Regions from separate parts of the Homo sapiens genome. Here region 2 is linked to region 1. Evidence: read pairs that join two places in POLR2A ChIA-PET (ENCODE). Cell type or tissue: CD4-positive, alpha-beta T cell. All regions are shown on one strand. Each heading gives the region's core, and the rest is flanking DNA. Links, peaks and the distances in the headings are about the cores only.

Region 1 (10,379 bases), core at 3,480-8,479:
AGGACAACATAAAAACCATTTGCTCTGTTTCCTTAAAAAAAAAAAAAAATTCCCTGTTGCTCACTGTACTATTCCAAGTCTTTCTCAGGGCTGCCATCTCTCCTGAGTCTCTCCCCTCCTCCCTGCAAACAAACACCCACCCCAGTCTCAGTTCTACCTCAAGGAAGAAGCAGCTAGATCGGGGAACTTACTGCTTATGGGACAAAGGGATTCAGTGCAATGTCTGTTCCATCATCAGCAAGTATATTAAAAATGAGTAAAACAAATCCCAGTGATTTTAGACCTCCTCTGAAAACTTTTGCCCTCAATTTTGATACTAGTTTCTTAAAAAATTATTTTCCTCTTTTCTCACAGCAATTGTTTTCTCACCAATCTTTTGAATTTTTTCATTTACTTTTTTTCCTAACTTTGCCTCTCACTGTATGGAATCTAAATGGAGTTCATTAGGAATGAATTTATTGATCCAGTGACATTAGCAGCAGTAAAAGCCACTACGGTGTGTACAACCAAGTGGCAAAGACACGTGTGTTCCCAAAACACAAGGAATAGCACCACTGCTATCTTCTCACCATTTTTGATAAGAGAGGTGCGGAGGAAGAGGAAGGGCTTATTTGTCTTTTTTATCTTCTGCAAGAAATAGGAAACCAAGAAACAGCTAAAGGAAATCCGGTAGTGATGTGCTGAAATCAGAGTAGCCCTAAACCAAGTGTGTAAACACGGCATTTTAATAATAGGAATTCAGACCAAGAAGGGTAATTAGGAATTACATGAAAATGTGATTACACTAATAAAGTTATTTTAGAGAGAAAAACTAAAACAGAAATTGGTACCACAAAATTAACTCTCCAGACAAAGGTTGGGCCAGGTGTGCATTTGGTTAGGTCTCAGAGGGGAGCTCAATTCAGGGCACTCTTTCTGCTCCCCGTGATAGTAGACAGTGAAGTCACTTGTCTGCTGGGTAGATGTGTGCATTTGGAGCTTTGCTGTGTCTTCATTTTGAGTACTTTTATTGCCGCCTAAAAAATGCCTGGACCAATGAATGGCTGAACAAAATGTATTCCAAACAATGGAATATTATTTGGCCATTGGAAGGGATAAAGTTTTCATACGTGTGACAACATGGATGCTGTGAAAACATCATGTTAAGTGGAAGAATCCAGGCACAAAAAGCCACACATTGTTTGAGTGCATTTATATGAAATGTCCAGGTTAGATAAATCCACACAGAAAGAAAGCAGATACATGGTTGCTAGGGGCTGGGGGTAAGGAGGAATGGGGGCATGACTGCTAATGGGTAGGAGGTTTCCTTTTGGAGTGATGAAAGCATTCTGGGAACTGGATAATGGTGATGGTTGTGCAACCTTTAGAATATACTAAAATCCACTAAATTATATTTTTAAAGTACATTTTAAATGTAAATTTTAAAAAGGTACTTTTATGGTATCTGTATTATTTCTCAATTAAAAAAAAAGACCATGCTATGTGTATTAGTCCATTCTTGCTCAGCTATAAAAACATACCTGAGACTAGGTAATTTATAAACAAAGGAAGTTTAATTGGCTTATGGTTCCGTGGGTTGTACAGGCTTCTGCTTCTGGGGAGGCCTCAGGTGACTTAAAATGATGGCAGAAGGTGAAGGGGAAGCAAGCACATCTTACATGTCAGAAGCAGGAGGAAAAGAGTGAAAGGGGAGACCCTACAGACTTTTAAACAGCCAGATCTCATGAGAACTCTGTCACGAGACAGCACTAGGGGGATGGCGCTACATCATTACAAACCACCTCCATGATCCAGTCACCTCCCACTAGGTCCCACCTCCAACACTGAGGGTCATACTTCAACATGAGATTTGGGTGGGGACACAGAGCCAAACCATATCACTGTGTACGAGCATGTACACAGGTACACATGAAGGGAGATGAATATCACATTCATCAAGTCATTAACAGTTGAAACAAAGTGGAACTCTATCAACAGCATGTGCCTTATAACATATTCTGTGTTATTAAAAGTCAAATTTGAGAAAACTAAAAATTGAGGATACTCATAAAGACATTAGAAATGTTAAAAAATAAAAACAAGTAGCTAGACTTGGTAATTTCAGTGAGAAATGATTGATAGGCCCTGATGTGGTTTGGCTCTGTGTCCCCACCCAAATCGCCTGTCAAATTCTAATTCCCAGTGTTGGGGGAGGGACCTGGTGGGAGGTGACTGGATCATAGGGGTGGATTTCCCCTGTGTTCTCCTGGTGATACTGAGTTCTCATAAGATCTGGTTGTTTAAAAGTGTGTGTGTAGCACCTACCCCTGCTCTCTTTCTTTCCTGCTCCATCATGTGAAGAAGGTGCTTGCTTCCCCTTCGCCCTTCCACCATGACTTTAAGTTTCCTGAGGATGCCCCAGCCATGCTTGCTATACAGCCTGTGGAACTGTGAATCAATTAAACCTCTTTTCTTCATAAATTACCCTGTCTCAGGTTGTTCTTTCTAGCAATGTGGGAATGGACTAACACAGGCTCAGCGTCCCTTTCTTAACTATTTCACTCCATTTCTGGAGTTTGTATGAACCCTCCAAACTTGTGTGGTTCTCCTTTTCAAAATCACCAAATTAAAACTGATGCCTTTGCAGAGAGTAGCAGGTGGTTGCCAGAAGCTGTGGGGTGGGGGAAATTGGGAGATGCTGGACAAAGGGTATAGACTTTCAGTTTAAGATGACTAAGCTCTGGGGATCTAACATACAACACACTGATTACACTTACTAATACTGCATTGTATACTTGACATTTGGAGACAGTGGATTTTAAGTGGCTTCCCCCTTCCTCACCCCACATACACACAAATAGTAACTAATTGTGGTGATGATAATCTTTTTTTTTTTTTTTTTTTTTTTAAAGACAAAGCCTCACTCTGTCACCTGGACTGCAGTGCTGTGGTGCAATCAGGACTCGCAGCAGCCTCAACCTCCCAGATTCAAGCGATCCTCCCAACTCAGCACCCCTCACGTTCTCCCCACCCCCAACTAGCTGGGACTACAGGCATGCACCACCATGCCCAGCCAATTTTTTCTAGAATTTTAGTAGAGATGAGATCTCTCTTTGCTGCCCAGGCTGGTCTTGAACTCCTGGGCTCAAGTGATCCCCCCACCTCGGCCTCCCAAAGTGCTAGGATTACAGCTGTGAGCCACCGTGCCTGGCTATGATAATCATTTCACAATGTATCCATCTATCAAGTCATCACAGTGTACACCTTGAATACATACAATTTTTAATCTGTCCATTATATCTCAATAAAGCTGGAACACAACAATAAGATTCCTTCAGCCCAGGACTGGAAATAAAGAAGCTCTTAGAATGGTGATCATTAAAAAGTCAAGAAACAACAGGTGCTGGAGAGGATGTGGAGAAATAGGAACAGTTTTACACCGTTGGTGGGACTGCAAACTAGTTCAACCATTGTGGAAGACAGTGTGGCGATTCCTCAAGGATCTAGAACTAGAAATACCATTTGACCCAGCCATCCCATTACTGGGTATATACCCAAAGGATTATAAATCATTCTACAATAAAGACACATGCACACATATGTTTATTGAAGCACTATTCACAATAGCAAAGACTTGGAACCAACCCAAATGTCCAACAATGATAGACTGGATTAAGAAAATGTGGCACATATACACCATGGAATACTATGCAGCCATAAAAAAGGATGAGATCATGTCCTTTGTAGGGACATGGAGGAAGCTGGAAACCATCATTCTGAGCAAACTATCGCAAGGACAGAAAACCAAACACTGCATGTTCTCACTCACAGGTGGGAATTGAACAATGAGAACACTTGGACACAGGAAGGGGAACATTACACACCGGGGCCTGTTGTGGGGTGAGAGGAGGTGGGAGGGATAGCATTAGAGATATACCTAATGTAAATGACGAGTTGATGGGTGCAGCACACCAACATGGCACATGTATACATATGTAATGAACTTGCATGTTGTGCACATGTACCCTAGAACTTAAAGTATAATAAAAAATAAAAATAACAAACATTTTTAAAAGAATAAAAAGTATTTCTGCTTCTGGTAAAAAAAAAATAAAAGAAAAAAGAAAAAACCCTGACAGTTAAGCTAACCAAAAGGTGATGTTTCCTTGACTCACCCTCCTGGAGTCTAAGCCTTAGTGGGCAGCTCCATGTCCCACCTGGTGCAAGCTGTAATAGATATAATCTGAGGGGTTCAGCTTCATATTCATGTACTAGTGCAGTGCTGATTACACAGCAGACTTGAAACAGTAGTAAATTGTAGAGAAGAAGGAAAAAGAGCTGAACCTGTAAGAACTCACTCATCATTTCTGTCTCATTCTATTGGTAGAAGTGAGATACAAGGGAAGCCCAGTTTCAAAAAGTGAGGAAATAGAGTCCATCTTTTGATGAGAGGAGCTGGAGAATACCATGGTCACCTTTTTTAGTTACATATCTCCTTCTGCCACAGTTATTTACATCCCATCCACAAGCAAAATATGCTTACCTCCTCTGCCAAAAACCTCCTATCGTTATGGCATTAGGCTCTGGTTTAAAGTGTAGGATCTCATCATCAAAATCACATCCAGGCATGGATGAGGCTCTTTGGGAGTGGTGTTCAGGTTCTCTTCTAGTATGGCTCTTCTTGATCTAGAACCTGTGGACTGAAAGAAGGTACCTGCCATCTTGAACTCTCCACCCTTACCCAACATGCAACAGTGAGATGGACACAATAACCACAAAGGATACTCCCATGGAAACAGAGATGTGTAGTCATCTTGGGTTCATAGAAAATCTGAAATGGTGCCAGGAACATGTGCCAGTTCCCTTTACTCTAGGGCCAGGGAATGTTCCTTAGAGCTCATTTTTACTTCCTTTGAATAGTTTCATATTATACAATGGTGCTATAATTGTACAAGAGGTAATCCTGTAATAAATTCCATATGCTATATCACTCATAGTGGTTCTGTTTTTCTGATCAAACTCTGACTGATACAAGCCCAATTAAAAAGAGGTGCCCCCATTAGTCTCAGAATTTTCTTTAGTGGCATTACTTACTGGATTCTGGATCTTAGATCTGTGGATGATCCCTATCAGGTCAGGAAAGCTTCAGGAGCCACCAGTGGGATTTTGATGTAAGGGATTCCAGGGGATACAAACAAATTTATGCCCTTAGAAAAACAACCACTTTTGGTCCAGTTGGAGCTACTTGAGTTGGAAGGTCTTATGGGTCTGGTGCCTACATCGTAGCAACAAAGCTTCTAACTATATTTTGAAACAGATTAAACTGCGAACAGTCCAGAGTGATGGCTCAGATCTGGAGCGAATTAAAATATCAATCGTACTTTAAGGAAGGGGCCAAAATATTACACTCACAAGAAGGCGGCATGGCAGACACTGGGCCTCCACTATTCTGAAGGATGGCTGTGTCAACTGAGATCAAAGGGGAACCTGTGATAAGAGGAAAATACCCTGGTAGGATTTACAGTGGAAACACAAAGACTACTAGTGCGTCACGGATAGCAATGCCACCATAACCTGAAATAAAGTTAAATGCTAGGCTCTGCCTTCCCACCTACATGCCCTCAGAAAAGAAGGACCAAGCAAATTGGCACAATATATTTAGCTCCAGGTAGTTTCAATGCAGACAGTACAAGAAGCCAGGTGATTGGTGGGCTGCGGCTGATGGGCTGACTATATGGTCACATAGATGGAAACAAAATGCCTCGATAATTAGTGTAAACCCAGCTTGGGAAAAGTAACTATAGAAAGCCCTGCTGATGTATGTAGATACCAACTTGATGAGGGAGAGGTTTATAAATATATGAAATAGATGCTCTAACTTGAACCACAAGCCTATAAAAAGGAAAACTGGGACAATAGGGGTTATTTCCATCTCTGAATCCAATAGATTAGGGAATTAAATGAAGAATATAAAGAGGGTACTCCAACCACTTGGAGAGAATCTGAGGCACTTCCATACTGCATCAAGTGATGGTACACAACCAGATGCAGAAGAGGAAAATTACTTTTCAGAAAGGCTTGTGGGGTCCCTAATTGCATTCAGTTTTTCTTCTCCTTCCTCTAGCTGATGGGACTCAATGGATATATTCCCAAGGCAAAGAAGAAGCATTGCTAGGAGTTTTCCCTCCAATGAGGAAATGAGCTTGTCTGATAGGAGAGGATAGCTATTTAGGCTAGAATAAATACCTTCTATTAGTGTCAAACACTTATTTTGCAGGACTAGAGGCCTGATTACTCAGAGAGAGACTTGCATTAAAGAAATGGAAGTAGTACAGCTAGGTGTGGTGGTACGCACCTGTAGTCCCAGCTACTTTGGGAGGGTGAGGCAGGAGAATCGCTTGAACCCAGGAGGCGGAGCTTGCAGTGAGCCAAGATTGCGCCACTGCACTCCAGCTTGGGTGACAGAGGGAGACTTCATCTCAAAAAAAAAAAAAAAAAAAAAGCAAAAACAAAAAAACAAAAAGGAAGTAGTGGTGAAGGCAGAAACAGAAATAGGTAACTAAGAGACCAGATGACTCACATCTGGTGATGAACAAGCTAAGAAAAAAAGGCCTAAGATATAATGGACTAAAGTTATATTTACCCTTTGGTGACAATTTTGGCTACACTGTTACACTATATACACTATACTTTTAATTGTATTAGGGATGATGACAATATTTATGACCAGTTGTGCAACTCAACAGCCATTAGTGATTACCACTACGGCAGCTGGTTTTGTGTGTACTATATTGTGTGCTTGTAGGTACTCAGGATGGTAGCTTTTGCTGTTGCTACTTTTAGGTCAACCAATGTATCTGATGTGGAAGCAGAACCCCTGTGTCCTGTTGCCTGAACTACAAACAGTAATTGTAGTTACATTATAACATCAGCATCTGCCACATCTGCTGGAACAAATAATACAGATGTAGTATCTACTGGCACAAGAATTTCATGCTCACAACATCCTTGCTCTCCCATATAACCTGGACAGGAACCTATAACTAAGGAACCTATACCTAAACTATAAACAAGCACACAGCCATTTCAAGAAGTTTCATGTGGGAATTCCTGTGTATTTACTGGTTTCAGATACTGAAGATATACCTACCAGTTAATTTCCTATGAACTAGCAATTCTCAACCCTGGTTGCACATTAAAATCACCTGGCAGAATTTTTTTTGAAATAATTAAAAAAAATTTTTTATATGTCCAGGGCTGACTTTCAATACATTTCAGCGAGAGAGTTGCTCTGCTACATAGGAAACCCCAAACCCCGACCCAGAAGCAGGTCGTCTCTGAGTGATTCAGCGCCAGGTTCCCTACGAACGTGCCTTGTATGAAGGGCGTGGGGGTGGCTGCCTTTTCGGCTGCACCCCATTTCCCAGGACTAGGGGCTCTCTGCACCCGACCCGGTCCCGGTGCACGGCCGGGCAGCCCGTCGGGACCTGGCAGAACTTTTAAACCACGTGATGCATGTGTTCCATCCCCAAAGATGATTTAATTGGTTTGAGTTGGATATATATATTTTTAAAGCTCCCCAGATGATTCCATAAAATGCATACTAGTATAAACAACAGGGCCCATACTGCGAACTAGCGCAGTGGTTCTCAAAGTGTGGTCCTTGACCGGAGCCAGCAGCAGCCCCTGGGAACTTGTTAGAAATGCAAGTGGCTCACGCCTGTAATCCCAGCACTTTGGGAGGCCGAGGTGGGTGGATCTTCTGAGGACAGGAGTTCCAGACCAGCCTGGCCAACATTGTGAAACCCCGTCTCTACTAAAAAAATGCAAAAATTAGCCGGGTGTGGTGGTGGTGGGCCTGTAATCCCAGCTACTCAGGAGGCTGAGGCAGGAGAATCACTTGAACCCGGGAGGCAGAGGTTGCAGTGAGCTGAGATCATACCACTGCACTCCAGCCTGGGCAACAAGAGTGAAACTCCGTCTCAAAAAAAAAAAAAGCAAGTTTTTGAGCCCCATCTCAGACCTGCTGAATCACAAACAATTCCAGTCTGGCCCAGCAAGCCCACCCGGTGATTCTCATTTAAGGTAATGTTTGAGAACCGCTCAACTTGTGAAACAAGTTGCTGGTGTTTGAGCAAGCATCATTTTATTTCTACTAATGCACGAGAAAGACAATTATCCCCAACATGAGCTGGGACAGAACTCTGTGGTCTTATGTGATTATTTGCACTTCTTGAGAATAAATCAGTTTTCCTGAAAATAATGTTTGCTAGACTTCCATGAGAATGAAGTTTTCTTCTGGAGAGCTAAAATTAGCCACACAGACGTTTGTCCTGATAATACTTAAGTAGAAATTCTTCTCTTCCACCCCTGCCCCTGCCTGCGCCCCCCAACCCCTCTCACCTCAAGAAATGATTCATGGTAGGGGCTTCTGGCTGTGAGACTAGGAAGCTAGGGAATATTTGCCCATGTAGTTACCATTTTCAATGCTCTTCATTATTTGGTGTAGATCCATAGTTCATCTGGTATCATTTTTTTCTGCCTGAAAGACTTTAACATTTATATTGTGTGGGTCTGCTGGTGAAGAATTCTTTCTGCTTTTGTACCTCTGAAAATATCATTTTTTTCACTTTCATTTTTGGAAGATATTTTCACTGGGTGTATTAGGGCTTTCCACAGAAACAGAACCAGAAGGATATACAGGCGTTCCTTGTCATAAGTTGAGGAACGTCCTGAATATATATTGTTTTCCCACCATCACAAAGTAAAAAATCATAAAGGGATCCATCGTAAGTCAGGGACCATCTATATAGACAGGTATAGCTAGATAGGAGTAGATTTATTATGAGAATTGGCTTACAAGATTATGGAGACTGAGAAGTCCCAAAATATGCCATCTGCAAGCTGGAGAACCAGGAAAGCTGGTGGTGTCATTCATTCTGAGTCCAAAAGCCTAAGAACCGGGGGAGTCAATGGTGTATCTCAGTATGAGGAGAGCTGCTGGTATAAATCCCACAGTGCAGTGGCCTGAGAACCAGGAGCTCTGATGTCTGAAGGTAGAAGATAGACACCCTACCTCAAAAAGAAAGCTTTCTTCACCTTTTTGCTCTATTCAGGCCCTCAATGAATTAAATAATACCCACCCACCCTGGTAAGGGCAGATTTTTTTTTTTTTTTTTAAGAGATGGAATCTCACTCTGTCACCAGGCTGGAGTGCAGAGGCGCGATCTTGGCTCACTGCAACCTCTGCCCCCTGGGGTTCAAATGATTCTCCTGTCTCAGCCTCCCAAGTAGCTGGGACTAGAGGCATGCGCCACCATGCCCAGCTGATTCTTGTATTTTTTGTAGAGACGGGGTTTCAGCATGTTGGCCAGGATAGTCTCGATCTCTTGACCTTGTGATCCTCCTGCCTCAGCGTCCCAAAGTGCTGGGATTACAGGTGTGAGCCACCATGCCTGGGCTTTTTTTCTTATTTTTTGAGACAGTGTCTCACTCTTTTACACAGGCTGGAGTGCAGTGGTGCAATCATAGCTCGTTGCAGCCCTGAACTAACTGGGCTCAAGTGATCCTCCTGCCTTGCTTCTTGAGTAGCTAAGGCTACATGTGCACACCACCATGCCCAGGTAATTTTTTATGTTTTGTAGAGATGGGGTCCTGCTATGTTAACCAGGCTGGTCTCAAACTCTGGGCATTAAGTGATCCTCCTGCCTCAGCCTCGCAAAACTCTGGGATTACAGGCAGGAGCCACCACACCTGGCTGGCAGATCTTTACTCAGTCTACTGATTCAAATGCTAATCTCTTCCAGAAACACCCTCACAGACACACCCATAAATAATGCTTTACCAGATATCTGGGCATCCCTTACTGTAGCCATATAAAACTTTGTGACATTAAATTAACCATCACACTGGGTATAGAATTCTAGATTGACAGGTTTTTTTTTTTTTTACAGTACTTTAAAGATACTGTTCTGCTATCTTCTCCATAGCAAAATAAGAAATTTGCTAATATCCTTGTCGTTTTCTTCTGTATATAATGTGTCTTTATAAAATTGCAACCTCTGGTTGCTTTTAAAATTTTCCTTTTTTTCTTTTTTTGAGATGGAGTCTCACTCTGTCGCCAGGCTGGAGTGCAGTGGCGCGATCTCGGCTCCCTGCAAGCTCCGCCTCCCAGGTTTACGCCATTCTCCTGACTCAGCCTCCCCAGTAGCTGGGACTACAGGCGCCTGCCACTGCGTCTGGCTAATTTTTTGTTTTTTAGTAGAGATGGGGTTTCACCGTGTTAGCCAGGATGGTCTCAATCTCCTGACCTTGTGATCCACCCACCTCGGCCTCCCAAAGTGCTGGGATTACAGGCGTGAGCCACCGCGCCCGGCCTTAAAATTTTCTTTTTATCACTT
Region 2 (10,379 bases), core at 1,924-6,923, 140 kb before region 1:
TGCCACTATTTTTGGAATAATGTCCTCTCTCCATCTTGTTTACTCAACTATATCCAACCTCTAAGGCTGTGCTCCTACAAAGCCTCCCCTGGCTACTTCAGCCCACAGAGATATTTAACTGCTCTGCAGTTCAGGACATTCTTCTGACTCTTTAAATCACATTTACTTATATATGATCTTGTGATATTTTTTGTTGACGTGTTTACTTTAATTTTCTTCCATAACCTATTCATTCAACAAACTCAACAATTATTTATTAAATGCCAAGTTAGAAAAATATTATTGATTTTATATAGATTATAGATATGTTTGAAATTTTATTTGGCAATCTGCAAGTAGAAAAATAATTATAATGTGGTATATCTGTGATAGAAGTATTAGTGCAGAGACCATGGGGAACATAATCCAGCCTGGAAGTTCAGGAGAGATACGTGGAAGAAAGGACGTCAGAGCCTTTTTCCTACAGGCATGGAAGAAACATTAAAAAAAATTTTTTTTTTTGAGATGGAGTCTCACTCTGTCTCCCAGCCTAGACTGTGGTGGTGCGATCTCTGCTCACTGCAACCTCTGTCTCCCGGGTTCAAGTGATTCTCCTGCCTCAGCTTCCCAAGTAGCTGGGATTACAGGTACCTGCCACACATGGATGATAAATATGATCATATTTTCTTGTTCTTTTCCTCCTCAGTTGTCTTCCCTGAAGAAAGGAATGCCTTTTATAGATGACAAACTCCCATTCTCAAGAACAAGGATTTTTGACCAATTTAATTTAATCAGATGTCTGGCTTTGACCTAGAAACACAGTCACGAAACTTGGTGATTAGAGACCAATTCCCAAACATGAGCATTTCTTAGGAAACACAGTAAAGATCTGAGAGACCCAAGAGCAGAAGGGCGAGAAACCAAAAGCCATCAGTTTGCATAGGAAACACCTTGTTTAGCCTAATCTTTTTATTTTTATTACTCTATTAGTCACTACAACTATTTTCTGATTGCTATGGTGATAGATGGTTTAAAACAAGCCTTCATTAAGAATTGTCACACCATGGTCTCAGTCAAAAACACCAACATTTTTATTGGTATTGACAATTATGGGAATATCCAATTCCAAGAAGACAAGGAGACCTCTGAACTTTCTAAATGAAGACTCCAATCTTCCTGATCTGATGGGAAGCAGCTTGGCAAGATTACCAACCACCACCACAGAGAGTGGACTCTAAGCTAAGACTTAAAAGATAAGTAGAAATTATCCAGGTAAAGATGTGTACAGAGAAGGAAGTACATCCAGGGGAAAAGAACAATACGTGCAAAAGTACGGAAATGGTAAAAAGTAATACTACATAGTCAAAGCCAAGCAGAGTTCAGAAGGGATCTGGTGGTGAAAAATACGGCTAGAGAAAGCAGCAAGGATTGGCTTCTAAAACCTATGTAGTATCTTGGACCTTACCCTAAATGTAATGAGAAGCTTCTAAAGAATCTTTCATTTATTCATTCATTGAACAAATATTTTGAGGCTTTCTGTGAAGAACATCATTCTAAGTAGTAAAGATACAGCAGTGAATAGGACACATAAAATCCTAGATCTCACAGAATTGACATTCCAGAGAGGGAAAGGTAGACAATAAATACATAAACAAATCATTTAACAAGATGATTTCAGACAATGGTACGTACTGTGAAAAAAATGAAACAAGGTAATGGACAGCGAAAAGGCACTGGAAGGAAGCCTGCTTACCTTTGCATGGTTAGAAAAGATCTCTCTAAGAAAGAGACCACATGTGAGCTGCGACCTGAAGGATACCGAGAAGCTAGGTGTGCAAAGATGTGGGGACAGAACTTTTGGACTGAATAGCAAATACAAATGCCCTTGGGTGCAAGCTTTGCCTGTTCAAGGACCAAAAAGAAGGCCAGTGTGCCTGCAGCATACTAAGCACAGAGGAAAACACTGTTATATGCTGAGATTGGAATTATAAGTAGAGCCAGATAATATAGTCTCTTATAGGTCATAATAAGGCAACCAGATTTTATTCCAAGAGGATTTAAAAATCACTGGAGGTTTTGCACTAGGGTGAGAGGTGTGATTTGTATTTTTAAAAGATAATTCTGGAGAATTAACTATAATGAGGTAGGAGTAAACTAAGTTAGGGGCTATTTCAGTGGCTCAGACAAGAGATAATGGTAGCTTAGACTAGGATAGTAGTCGTAGAAATAAATAAAAGTGGCACTCTACTTTGGGGGTAGAGTCTATAATAGGTTTGGTTTATGGATCATATATGAGAGTAAAAAAAAGAAAATAAATTAATAATGGTTCCTAGGTTTGTACCTGAGCAACTGAATAAATGGGTGCTGTGAATTGAGATAAAGGAGATTGAGAATCACAGGCTTTGTTTTGCAAATTAATTTTGAGAGGCTTATTAGACATCCCAGTGGAGATTTCAGGTGAGTGGAGCCCATTGAAAGGTAAGGGACAGGGTCAGGTGTGGTAGGTCAGGCCTGTGATCCCAGGACTTTGGAAGGCCAAGGCAGACAGATCAGTTGAGCTCAGGAGTTTGAGACCAGCCTGGGCAACATGGGAAAACCCTGTCTCTACAAAATATGCAAAATATTACCTGGGCATGGTGGCATATGACTGTGGTCCAAGCCACTTGGGGGGCTGAGATGGGAGGATCACTTGAGTACAGGAGGCGGAGGTTGCAGTGAGCCAAGATCTCGCCACTGCAAACCAGCTTAGGTGACAGAGTGAGAACCTGTCTCAATAAATAAATAAGAAACGTAAGGGAAAAGGAAATTAATCTGATCATTGGCAAATGCATAGTATTTAAAGCCAGGGGAGTAGATGAGATACTCAAAGTAGGTGAAGATAAGGAGGCAATGAAGGCCTAGGACTCTGGTGTACATTTAGATGGTTATAAGAGGAATAGAAACTGGCAAAATAAGTAACACTGAGCACCCAATGAGGTGGAGAGGAAAGCCAGGAGATGAAGCATCATAGAAGGCAAGAGAAGAAGGGTGTCAAAGAGGCGAGGCAGTCATCAACTTCTGGGCAGTCAAATAATATAAGGACAGAAAAGTGACCATTGGATTTGGAAATATGATGAGCACTTTGAGTGGAGTGTTGAGACAGAAGACCAATTAGAGTAGATTGAGGAGATAACGAGAAATGAGAAAATGTAACCTGCAAGCACAGACAATTCTTGAGAGACTTTTCTGTGAAAGGAAACAGACACAGAGTCTTAGCATGTCTTGTCTTTCTATGGGAAATGTAAATAGTTTGAGATCAGGGATAGTATTTTATTCTGCTTTTTGTACCTCTACATTACCTAGCATAGAGCTAGCTAATGTGCACTTAAGTATGTTCTCAATTCTTATCGCCTGAATGACTGGATGGGTGAAAGAATGGATGGATGGATGGATGGATGGATGGAAGGATGGATGGATGGATGGAAGACTTCTGATTTGCCAAGAAGAGGATACTGGTAGCAGAAATAAAAACAGCACTGGAGAAAGAAGAGTTTAGATTTTTATTCTTTGGTGTCAGTTAGACAGGAAAGTAAGACATTAGAAGAGTCCTTAGATAATTTATGTAATTGTTCACTTAGGATTTTTAAATGTGATCACTGATATTGGACATGTTCCTAGTGAAGCATTTTTGGTGTTTCACTGGTTGAAGTTAATAACTGTAAAATTATTTCCCGTTCAGGACAGAAAAACAGAAAACTTGAAGCTCCTATTAGAAAGTTCAAGATTCTCTGGGGTTCTTAGGATTTACTGTTCCCAAAACTCTGTCAAGAACAAGAAAATGACCTGTATACTTAACTGGTCTAGGCAACAGTGGAAAGACAATTCTCAGAGAAGATTTGTTTTAAGAAGACACTTTCCATAGGAATCAAACAATAGCTTTCAGTGACTAACATGGTAAGACACAGGGTGTTAGCTCTTTCCTTCCAACCTCATGGCTGTTGTACCTTACCTTTCGACCCCGTGTTCCTGAAATTGTTAAATTCATAAACTTACCAAGGACTAACCAGCCTCTGGGGAATTGCTGTATACTTAGCAAACTTACAATGGACATATTTATAAGCCATAATGATAACTGACTAATAGGAAATACCCTCAACTGAAAATGAGAGATCATCATTTGCAAATGAGTTCCCTTGCCCAGGCAACTACTGGGGAAAATGTCATGCAAGCAAAATTAATCTTTGAAATCCTCCTTTTCCATTTTTTGTGTCTTCCTTTTCCATAGGCACCAGAAATATCATGGTGCCTGGATCTCATCTCTACAGAAAAAAAAAGTGATTTGATAAACTGATTTATATTGTGTCCAAATGTGATTGTATTTTCAAAGATAACCTAAGGGGAGAATGCTGTCTGGCCCAACAGCAGGCTCTCGACTTCATTTCAGACACTGTGGCCAATGGCTGGGAAACAGGTATGAACAGTAGGTTTCTGAGTCCCCTGGAATTATTCCATTTATGTAGCCACCTCCATGACAGGAAGCCTCCCTACTCTTACTTCCCAGTTTGTTCATTCATGGCACCAGGTTGCAGATTAAAATTTGCTCAGTGACCTTTTATCTAATAATGTGTTACCTTCTTCTCTTAAAAAGTACAAGGGACAAATGCTCATGGTATACTTTTAGGAGATTGTGGCTCTCTATTAACAGTATTTATTCAACAAACATTTATTGAGCATTTATATGTGCATCATGCTAGGGACTGGAACCTAGTAAGTGTAGCACATATTATTTCATTTAATCCTCACAACAAACCCATGAGGTTGGTTTTATGATCCCAATTTTTCAGAAGAAGAAACTGATATTCAGAACCAGTTAACTAACTGGTTCAAGGTCATGCAATTTCTAAGATACAGAACCAAGAGTCAAAGACATGATTTTAAACCAAAGCTTTTTCTGCTACTCCACATTGCTTCCCTAGGTGAGATCTGAGGCATTCCGCGAAAAGAGAAGGGTCATAAAGCCAAGGGAAGACAAGCTTAGGAAAAAAAAGGGAAATGTCCTAAATAAACAGCTTTCCTATTTACCAGAAACCACTAGTTTAAAAATATAATGGGAAAAATCCTATTCACTTTAACAATGTTAAAAAAAAAAAAGATAGAAGAAACATAGGGATAAACTTAACACATTTGTAGGATATGTAAAGAAACTAAAAGATGTTAATAATGGCCTAAAGAAAAAAAAACTTACATGTATGGGGAGATAGACCATCTTACTGGATTCTAATATTTAATAGTCTAGGTGTTCCATTTCTCACCAAATTAATGTATACATTTAATACAATGTCAAACGAAATATCTTAGGAATTGCTTACAAATTGTCAGATAATTACAAAGTTTACCTGGGAAATATAAGCATATATGAAGAGTGAATGGGACCCCACCACTCCCCCCAAAACAAAAAAGGTCTGAAAAGGACAGAAATCAAGGAGAGTCTTGCCTGCCAGATACAAAATTCTATTATAAAGGTGTATTGATGAAAACAATTTAATACTAGTGTAGCAATAGGCAGCAAAGCAATGAAACAGCATAAAAAGACCAGAACTATACCTAATTATGATGAAGATTTAAGGTATGATAAACATGACATAATTCAAATCAGCAGAAATTGGCATAGATAGGGTTAAGACAAATAGCTAATCATTAGAGGGGAGGAAGGAAAGGAGGGAGGATAAAATTAGGTTCCTGCCTTCATCTTACATTAAAATAAATTCCAGATGTATTACATTTAAATTTTTTTAAAAAAAGAAACCACAAAATACTTGAAGAAAATATAAGTTGTTATATAGTCTTTTGATGGGAATTTTTTTTTTTTTCAGAGACAGGGTCTTGCTCTGTCACCTAGCCTAGAGTGCAATGGCATGATCATGGCTCACTGCAGCCTTGAACTCCTGGGCTCAAGTGATCCTCCCAGCTCAGCCCCCCAGGTAGCAGGAACTACAGGCATGCGACACCCCATCCAACTTATTTTTTATTTTTTGTAGAGACAGGGGTCTTGCTTTGTTTCCCAGGCTTATCTCGAACTTCTGCCTTCAAGCACCTCAGCCTCCCAAAGAGCTGGGCTGATGGGACATTTTTTAACATAGTGCCACATTACCATAAATGAAAAGCTTGTAAAATACTAATTTTTAAAACTAATATATATCAGAAATTTTTATAAACAAAGTTAAAAAGCAAACACAAAAAATTTGTAGCACTTATGACAAATATATGTATATATATGAATACAAAAAGAGCCTTTACAAAACAGTAAGAAAACAATGAATACTCCCAATGGAGTATTCAAAACTAAACTGCTAAAAGCAATTCAAAACAAAAAACATAAACTATGCATATATGTATGTGAAAAAGTTTAACCTTATCAAAGAAGTAAACTCTCAAAGAAATAAACATCAAATAAGGAAATAGCCTTTTCCCACAAATAACCAAAATCTGTAAGAATACTGAGCTGCGAATGTTTCAGAAAAAAAAAAAAATCATACACCTAGTTCGGCATGTAATTAATATAGATCAGAACACTTTAAAAATATTTATAGGCCAGGCACGGTGGCTCATGCCTATAATCCCAGCACTTTGGGAGGCCAAGGCGGGTGGATCACCTGAAGTCAGGAGTTTGAGACCATCCTGACCAACATGGTGAAACCCTGTCTCTACTAAAAATACAAAAACTAGCCAGGCATGTTGGCGTATGCTGGTAATCCTGGCTACTCGGGAGGCTGAGGCAGGAGAATTGCTTGAACCCAGGAGGTGGAGGTTGCAGTGAGCTGACATTGTGCCACTGTACTCCAGCCTGGGCAACAAGAGCAAAACTCTGTCTCAAAAAATAATAATAAATAAAAATAAAATATTTATATACTCTGACCCATCAATTTGTCCAGCATAATTAGGCATGTGTACAAGGGTTTACACACAAGAATGCCTATTGCAATATTGCTTTTAATGCTAAAAAAAATTGGGGAAAATGCTTTAAAAATATAGATTAAGACTGTACATTGTGGTACAGTCATATAATCAATAGTATACAGCTATTATTTATTTTCAGCCACTGTCCAAAATATAGCCTGGCCTAACAACATTCTGTTAGGATACGCAAGCACCGTGAGGAGATCAGCTATAAAGTATCAGTGTTTCACACCACTGCTCCTTTGCTAATAACCTTCAATGGCTTTTAAAGAAGTAAAAAACAAAGGCAAAATTCCTTAGTCAGCCCTTAAGACTCTCTGTTACTTAGCTCAAACTACCCTTTTCAACAACACTGCCCTAACCAGGATGAGTTTTTTGCCCCCCTGGAGTACATTCAGCCTTTCCTTATCAAACCTTCCTTTAAATAAGTATCTTCTCCAGGACCACTTCACTTTCTTCCCCAATTTAGCATTTTCTATATCTCCAGGCCTACCTCTATAAAGCCTGTCCTAACCACTCAAACCCTAGCTTTTTCTCTGAACTGCTAGAAATATTTTTCTCTCATTGGCCATTTAGGTAAAAAGGTTTTTACTGTTTATTACCTACTCAATAAAAATTTTCTTTTTTTGAGACAAGGTCTTACTCTGTCGCCTAGAATGGGGGGAAGTGGTGTGATCACAACTCACTGCAGCTTCTACCTCCCAGCTCAACAGTCCTCCCACCTCAGCCTAGTGAGTAGCTGTGACTACAGGCATGTGCCACCATACCCCACTACTTTTCATTTTTTATTTTTTGTGAGATGGAATCTCACTATGTTACCCAGGCTGGTCTGCTGATCTCAATTGATCCTCCCACTGTGGCCTCCCAAAATGCTGGGATTACAGGCATGAGCCACAATATCTGGCCCCAGTAAGCTTTTAAGGCCATTAACATGAGGAACAGTGTTCTTTACACTATTTTATCAGCTAGGGCTTTGCATGGAGTAGGAGTTTAGTAAATGCGGTTGATGGGTTAATCAATGTGTGAAAATATTCAGAGCCACCAAAAACAGATATTATGTCTATTCTCATCAACAATCAAAATTGAGTAAACAGCCATTTTCTAATACAGGAAACCACAAAACATTGAATGGTGACATTAAAAAATTCCCCCAGCAGGAGCCAACCAATTTTTTCATCCTGATCCAAGTTAGCAAACTGCAAAAGATAGGAAGCACTAATGAGTGGAAATTTGAGTAGAAGCATTTCTTATGAAGGCTGTCTTGACTGGATCACATTTTTATTGCTGTTGGAGGTGCCAAATGTGTGTGTTTATGCTAATCCTCCACCTCAGGCAACACACAGTCAAGGATCCTACCAAGTGTTACCGTCAAGTGTCTGTTGGCAGCTCAAGGCCCCAGCGTTGTTCCCTTGCACTAGGGAAAAGACATATTCCAGGTACAAGTACTCCCACTTTGATGCTACAGAGGAGTTGCTGAACTTTGTGTCATTAATCTCTCTTCGTTAGATCCCAACCCTGTTTAAATCCCACTATCTGCCTACTCTGGGTCTTCACCAATTTACTAGATCATAGTTGGAGAAAATCTACAAAGCCTTGCTCCCTTTAGATTTAAACAGGTCTCCGTTTAAATTTAGAATTGCTAACTTCAAGCGGGCCCTTATGCGACAGTATGCCTGTCAGTCATACTACATTTCCTCAATTCCATTCATGTGACTGCTCCATACCCTTCCCTCTCTCTTCATACTACTATTATCTCTTCCCCCCTCCCTCATTTTTAACTGATGATCTTGTTTCCTATTTCTCTGAGAAAATAGAAGCCATCAAAAGAGAGTTTCCACAAACTCCTACTGCCTTATCTAGCCCTGTACCATATACTTTGCATTTCCTCTCATTACCATGGATGTACTGCCTATCTGTGCTTCTATCTAAGGCTAACCCTTCCACTTCAGTTTTGAATATTATCAGCTCTTACCAACTCAAGGCCATTGCTCTAGCAATTCTCTCATTCTCTCTCATTTTCTTCCATCAAGTTTTCCTTTTCTTCAATTAACAGAGTAGCTCCTAAAGGGAAAAAAAAGTCTTCTTTTTCAATGCTCATCATCACTGGCCATCAGAGAAATGCAAATCAAAACCACAATGAGATATCATCTCACACCAGTTAGAATGGCAATCATTAAAAAGTCAGGAAACAACAGGTGCTGGAGAGGATGTGGAGAAATAGGAACACTTTTACACTGTTGGTGGGACTGTAAACTAGTTCAACCATTGTGGAAGACAGTGTGGCGATTCCTCAGGGATCTAGAATTAGAAATACCATTTGACCCAGCCATCCCATTACTGGGTATATACCCAAAGGATTATAAACAATGCTGCTATAAAGACACATGCACACGTATGTTTATTGTGGCACTACTCACAATAGCAAAGACTTGGAACCAACCCAAACGTCCAACAATGATAGACTGGATTAAGAAAATGTGGCACATATACACCATGGAATACTATGCAGCCATAAAAAATGATGAGTTCATGTCCTTTGTAGGGACATGGAGGAAGCTGGAAACCATCACTCTCAGCAAACTATCACAAGGACAAAAAACCAAACACTGCATGTTCTCACTCATAGGTGGGAATTGAACAATGAGAACACTTGGACACAGGAAGGGGAACATCACCCACTGGGGCCTGTTGTGGGATGAGGGGAGTGGGGAGGGATAGCATTAGGAGATATACCTAATGTTAAATGATGAGTTAATGGGTGCAGCACACCAACATAGCACATGTATACATATGTAACAAACCTGCACGTTGTGCACATGTACCCTAAAACTTAAAGTATAATAAAAAAATATATATATATATATAAAACAACTAAAAATAAATCTTCTTTTTCTGCAGGATCAGTCCATCACCACACACACAGGCTGTGTTTTATGTTGTTCCCCAGCTTAAGAGATCGTTCTCCAGATCCCACTGCTCCTTCCAGTTGTCACCTCAGTTCTCCACTTCTTTTTGCTGATAAACTACTCTAACTAGTTACATATGATTTCTGTCCCCAGGTCCCCTCCCTCAGTTGTTTTGAACATAATCATTTATATCATTTATCATTTTCACTCTAATTGCACAACCAAAAACTCCCTTTTTTTTTAGATGGAGTCTCACTCTGTCACCTAGGCTGGAGTGCAGTGGCATGATCTCGGCTCACTCCAACCTCCGCCTCACGGGTTCAAGTGATCCCCCTGCCTTAGCCTCCTGAATAGCTGGGATTATACACATGCACCACCACACCTGGCTAATTGCTTTGTTTTTGTTTGTGTGTGTGTGTGTTTTTTTTTTTTTTTGGACAGAGTCTCACTCTGTTGCCCAGGCTAGACTGCAGTGGCATGATCTCAGCTCACTGCAACCTCCACCTCCTGGGTTCAAGCGATTCTCCTGCCTCAGCCTCCCGAGTAGCTGGGACTACA

What was found. ChIA-PET counts read pairs that join two places held together with the same protein. Peaks named below come from ENCODE experiments on the same cell type or tissue, not always from the same donor. Only the 100,000 strongest peaks of a DNase experiment are listed, where the experiment ranks them.
Region 2: POLR2A ChIA-PET joins it to region 1 with 5 read pairs; 3 of 35 experiments call an interaction of 5 or more read pairs at or near these places.

Annotation. Positions count from the first base shown.
Region 1 is chr1:169,902,326-169,912,704 of GRCh38, forward strand. No RefSeq gene overlaps it. Among named protein-coding and RNA genes, the nearest start is that of SCYL3, 14 kb to the left of the region's middle. In CD4-positive, alpha-beta T cell, for the core only: no CTCF peak of the experiment used is centred there; a DNase peak (open chromatin) is centred at 6,556; H3K27ac peaks cover 556 bases.
Region 2 is chr1:169,768,397-169,778,775 of GRCh38, forward strand. No RefSeq gene overlaps it. Among named protein-coding and RNA genes, the nearest start is that of METTL18, 21 kb to the right of the region's middle. In CD4-positive, alpha-beta T cell, for the core only: no CTCF peak of the experiment used is centred there; no DNase peak of the experiment used is centred there.